Regions from separate parts of the Homo sapiens genome. Here region 2 is linked to region 1. A link is an interaction called in ENCODE POLR2A ChIA-PET data of the cell type or tissue named here. Cell type or tissue: Caco-2. All regions are shown on one strand. Each heading gives the region's core, and the rest is flanking DNA. Links, peaks and the distances in the headings are about the cores only. Region 1 has its middle 22 kb from the start of TCF20. Region 2 overlaps TCF20 (transcription factor 20).

Region 1 (2,904 bases), core at 136-2,635:
CTCCTGGAGTCTTTAGTCTTCAGCACAGTCTGGTAATTAAAAACCTTCAAGGGGAACTTTATTGAGTTAGCATTAGTTATTTTGTCAGGCTGGGAGAGCAAGAGAATTATCTGTCCTCCGGGAGAGGGGGCTAGGGCGGGGTCGCGGGCTGAGATTGGCAGGTGCCTGCCAGTGTAGTGCACGCAGGGTTTGTGCTCTATTAATGCACCGCACTGCAGGTGCAGTGGCAGGATGTGACCGGGGTGGAGCGGGCTGGCGGGTGTGTGTGTGGGGAGGGAGGATTCCCCACTGTGAGGCTGGCCCTGCGGGGATGTTCCCACTTCCCAGGCTCTTCCTGGCTCCTGTCCTAGGGCTCTATCACTTCCTGGCTTTCAAAACAAGCCCCTGTGAGAGCCCAAATGGAGACATGGGCAGCTGAGGGCGTTCTTTGAGACGGAGTCTCCCTTTGTGGCCCAGGGTGGAGTGCTGTGGTGCAGTTTTGCCTCACTGCAACCTCCGGCTCCAGGGTTCAAGCGATTCTCCTGCCTCAGCCTCCTGAGTAGCTGGGATTACAGGCTCATGCCACCACACCCGGCTAATTTTTGTAATGTTAGTAGAGACGGTGTTTCACCATGTTGGTCGGGCTGGTCTCAAACTCCTGACCTCGTGATCTGCCCGCCTTGGCCTCCCAAAGTGCTGGGATTACAGGCCTGAGCCACCGCGCCCAGCCTGAGGGCATTCTTTTCTTACTCCAAGCTGGGGGCTAAGCCTCTTGCCTCCCCAGGCCTGCCCTTAGGCTAGGGTTGGCCAGTGGGCTGGTTAAGGTGCCCCAGGCCTCCTCCCTACCCTCCCCTTCCCATAGCCTGAAGATACCCCCTTACAGAGTCAGGCAGGGACACCTGAGATTGGGAGCTCTGTGACCTTGGCTGAGCCCCCTCACCCCGCTGTCCTCAGACTCTCATTTGTGGAATGAGAACCACCCTCCCCAGGTAGTCATGCAGGATAAAGGAGGTCAAATGGGAATTCCCACCTCCAGGAAACCACCTGGTTTTATTCCCCTGGGTCTGTCTGAATGCCGAGCCCTAGGGAATGAGCTGACCTTTGCCCTTTTTGTTTGGCACCCACCTAGGGACAATACTCTGAATCCTGGCAATAACCTTGCAAGACAGGTGTATCCAGCTCCTGTTTCAGTTGAGCACACTGGGGCTGGAGCAGGGTGGCAGTTTGCTCAGAGTCAGCCAGGAGTGGAGAAGCTGGGTCTGACCTTGGATCTTCCCCCTATTCGAGGGGCTGGGGGGCCAACACTACACTATTGAATCTTTTAGGGAAGGTGCCAAGGAAGGACACTTGGCCTCCTCCTGGGCTTGGGCCTGGCCAGGAGGCCTCCTGCTGGGAGCTGGCCCCGGGGCTTTGTATCCTGCCCTGCCTTGCCCCAGAGCTGGGCCCCACTCCCTGGCCTTTCTGCCCTGCCTATGAGGCCCAGCTCCTGAAATTCAAACCCCGCCACTCCTGGTGGGCAGGACAGAGTGGGAGGGGGATGTGGGATCTAGTATCCAGCGCTGGGGACAGTGGAAGGGTCACACCAGCCATGTGTCTGTGCCGCTCAAGCTGAGACCCGGTCATTCAGTAGATTCTCCTGGGCCTGGGCTAGTGCTCGGCCGGCCCTGGAGGCGCAGAGGGGCTGGCTGGGAGCAGAGAGGCCTGAGAATCCAATCCGAGCCTTGTCTTCCTAGCCGTGGGGTCCTGTGTCCCAGGTGTGTGCTGCTTTGCAGCTCAAACAGGCCTCCTTGTCCTCCAAGTTCCTGCTTAAACACCCCCTCTTCTGGGATGCCTTCTGGGATTTATCCAGGCCACCGTGCTGCCCACTCTTCTGGCATCTCACAACCTACCTTGGTTACAGTTGACACGCAGGATGTTACCTCATTGAGGGCCAGGCTGAGCCCTTGTTATGTCCCTATCCTCAGCGTATGTGCTGGGTCCTAGCTGAGTCCCAGCTCTGCCTCGGATTCCTCATCTGTCAAGTGAGTCCAGGGCACAGAACCATGTTTGGGGACTGCAGGGCAGGATGAGGCCAGAAAGGGCTCCTTCTGTGGCATCCTTGACCTAGTGCACGTGGCCTGATTTTAGCACTGGGGCCTCAGCGGATCAGGACACGGAACACGCAGGCCCAACCCTGGGAACTGTAAGGTATTGCCTACTACCGCCGTGGGACCTGGGTGAGCTTTCTTCTTGCAAAATGGGGGTGCTGACCCTCGTCCATACCCTGTGAGACTATGGGCAGAGAGCCCAGCATGACAGGAGGGCCTATGGGTGCTGTGCTAAGTTTCTTTATCTAAGAAATGGGAGTGAGGCCCCATTAGTGCTCACGGGTCTCATACGAGGGGTGGTGTGTGAGAGGTGCCTGCTTTTACCCAGGTCAGAGACCTCAGGTCCACAGGGGCAGGAGACAATAGGTGCTGGCTGTTGTCAGGGAGGATCATGGAGCCAGGGGCCTGACCTTCCTCCCTCACATCTGTGGTTTCAACTTGGATGCTCTTAATCTGTGCTGGAAAGGAATTGGGTAGGGCCCCACCCCCTCACGCTAGCCCTTCTGCTTGCTTCTTTAGGCTGGGCTGCCTTTGTGTGTATCTGTGCTCTGGACCAGAATCAGGAGACCCTGGCTCAAGAGGCCCCTCCTAGGCATCTTGTGGCCCCAGGACTCCACCTTTGCCCAGCCTGGGCTAGGCCAGGCAGCCGGGTCAGGATCCACCTGGATCCACAGCAGTCCTGCCCAGCACCCCATCTGTTCCCCTCTCAGCCACACCCTTCTTGCTCTCCTCTGATTCCCCATGCAGGGGCTGCCTTTGCTGCATGCACCATCAGGAAAACTGCTCTCTTGGCAGATGACATCTCCCAGAGGCGGTCCCAGCACAGGCACTGCTGCTG
Region 2 (2,904 bases), core at 152-2,651, 68 kb after region 1:
CCTCCACCTCCTGTGTTCAAGCGATTCTCCTGCCACAGCCTCCTGAGTAGCTGGGATTATAGGTTTCCGCCACCGTATGTGGCCAGTTTTTGTATTTTTAGTAGAGACAGCATTTCACCATGTTGGCCAGGCTGGTCTTGAACTTCTGACCTCAGGTGTGATCTGCCTGCCTCAGCCTTCCGAAGTGCTGGGATTACAGGCTTGAGCCACCAGGCCCGGCCTCAAAATTATATTTGAATGAATTATAAAATGGAACATCCTTTTAGCCTATAAGTGGCAACACTAATTACCTCCCTTTTGCCTCTGAAGGTTTAGAAATTATGTATTAATACAACCTTTGAATGAAAAAATATATTCAATGACATCTCAGAAGCCCCTACGCTCAGCATTTAAGAAAATCCCACAGGAGCCTCTAGCTAGCCCCAGAGATGTCCTGCTCCCACCCTTCTCCTGCCCCCTTTTTGGGAACTGTTTGGCCATCCTGCTCACATATGTGGTCATCTGAAGTGATCTTGGGATGCCCCTGTGAAAATAAGACAGATAGCCATGGAGTGGGGGTGGGGCCAGGATAGGGCCCAGGTGCCTTTGGTCTGCTCAGGAGCAGATTTATAGCATCTCCTTGCAGAGTTACAGAAGCATGTGGTGGATATAGGATGCTTGCAGCCTCTTGGCTGTTTGAAATTATGCCTAATAATAGGCCTGCCGACTGTGGGTTGGAATTCAGCTGACTTTAGGCCTGATTCTCAAAAAATAATTTTGAGCTAGTGACCCTGTGTGCACACTTGCCTGGGCACTGTGGTGTCCAACAACCCTGTGTGTGGCATTGGCACCAGGTTTCCTGAAGTAGAGGTCCTGTCTGGCAGGCTCCTCCCTTCCCTCCTGCTTCTGACTTGTGGGGTCCCCTGTGCCTCTATTTCTTTCCCTTGGGCAGAGCAGCACTTTGCTGTCAGTAGGAACAGATAAAGCTCTGATACTGTTGAGATAGTTCAAGGGTTGTAATTTTTTTTTTTTTTTTTTTTTTGAGACGGAGTCTCGCTCTGTCGCCCAGGCCGGACTGCGGACTGCAGTGGCGCAATCTCGGCTCACTGCAAGCTCCGCCTCCCGGGTTCACGCCATTCTCCTGCCTCAGCCTCCCGAGTAGCTGGGACTACAGGCGCCCGCCACCGCGCCCGGCTAATTTTTTGTATTTTTAGTAGAGACGGGGTTTCACCTTGTTAGCCAGGATGGTCTCGATCTCCTGACCTCATGATCCACCCGCCTCGGCCTCCCAAAGTGCTGGGATTACAGGTGTGAGCCACCGCGCCCGGCCTAAGGGTTGTAATTTTTAAATGAGGTTAATGACATTTTGGCTGAGCACTGTGGCTCACCCTGTAATCGCAGCACTTTGGGAAGCCAAGACAGGTGGATCACTTGAGGTCAGGAGTTCAAGACCAGCCTGGCCAACATGGCGAAATGCTGTCTCTACTAAAAATACAAAAATTAGCCGGACGTGGTGGCAGGCACCTGTAATCTCAGCTACTTGGGAGGCTGAGGCAGGAGAATTGCTTGAACCTGGGAGGCAGAGGCTACAGTGAGCCAAGATTGCACCACTGCACTCCAGCAGTGCAGTGTAAGACTCTGTCTCAAAAAAAAAAAAAAAAAGTGATTATTTCCTACACAAAAATTAATGTAAATAGAAATGAAAAGGGGAAAAAATACTTCCACAACACTGCCATCTTGGATAGTCCAGAAGTTTTCCTTTTTTCTCCATTATTCCCTTTGGCCTGGGACTAAATGAATGCCTCATTTTCAGATAGTTATAATCATAGCACAGGTATAAGTTTACGTGAGCTGCTCTTTTCATCTGATACTATGTAATTTTCTATGGTGCTAGAGTCTTTGCAATTGTTTAAAATGATTATGTACTATTTCTTTGAGTGGATATACCATAATTTGTTTAATCAATTTTCAAATAGGTTGTTGCCAGTTTTTTCTTCTAATACATATTACTGGAGTGAATATGTTGGTATTTTGTTTTTTTGTTTGGTTGACTGTTTTATTACCAGTTTTCTTTTCCAAGAGTCATAATCATTTATGGTGCTTTTTTTTTTTTTTTTTTTTTTTTTTTGTACCAGCTTTAGCCTAACCTAACCAGATGGGATATCATCTTTTAAATTTTTTAGGAAATTTTTTTTTTGAGACAGAGTCTCGCTTGTTGCCCAGGCTGGAGTGCAGTGGTGCGATCTCACTGCAATCTCTGCCTCCCAGGTTCACGCCATTCTCCTGCCTCAGCCTCCTGAGTAGCTGGGACTACAGGTGCCTACCACCACGCCCGACTAATTTTTTTGTATTTTTAGTAGAGACGGGGTTTCACTGTGTTAGCCAGGATGGTCTCAATCTCCTGACCTCGTTATCCGCCCACCTCGGCCTCCCAAAGTGCTGGTATTACAGGCGTGAGCCACTGCGCCTGGCCAGGAAATGTAATAGTTACAAATTTATCCCCCTAGTTTTTGCCTGCATGTATTTGGTCATGATTCAAGGTGGATATTTTTTATGGCTTACATGGCTAATATGAGTTTTGACACCCAGAAAGCAATCTTTTTAGATATGCAGCATTCTTGTGGGTTTCTTTCCTTCTAGACAAGGAACTGACTTGCGAATTCTGAGTTGCTTTCAGACTCTTCTGATCTCCCAAGTCAGGGAGGAAGCCAGCACCTTCATTACACTTCATTTTATTCTGAAGTCCTATTACACTAAGATAACTTTTAGCCACTGAGAAAAATATAGGCTCTGCCCATGTGCAAACAGGACATAGAGTATGAAATATTAAGTCACTGAGCAGATCTTTATGCTTGATACACTTAGGAAGATCCCACATTTGCACATACACAAAACAAACGATACAGGTGTTACAGATATATCTAG

The links. ChIA-PET counts read pairs that join two places held together with the same protein. Peaks named below come from ENCODE experiments on the same cell type or tissue, not always from the same donor. Only the 100,000 strongest peaks of a DNase experiment are listed, where the experiment ranks them.
Region 2: POLR2A ChIA-PET joins it to region 1 with 16 read pairs; 2 of 35 experiments call an interaction of 5 or more read pairs at or near these places.

What each region holds. Positions count from the first base shown.
Region 1 is chr22:42,291,525-42,294,428 of GRCh38, reverse strand. It overlaps a transcript of TCF20 not described here. Among named protein-coding and RNA genes, the nearest start is that of TCF20, 22 kb to the right of the region's middle. In Caco-2, for the core only: no CTCF peak of the experiment used is centred there; a DNase peak (open chromatin) is centred at 1,078.
Region 2 is chr22:42,223,738-42,226,641 of GRCh38, reverse strand. All of the region lies in intron 1 of TCF20 (transcription factor 20), which reads left to right. Among named protein-coding and RNA genes, the nearest start is that of TCF20, 45 kb to the left of the region's middle. In Caco-2, for the core only: no CTCF peak of the experiment used is centred there; no DNase peak of the experiment used is centred there.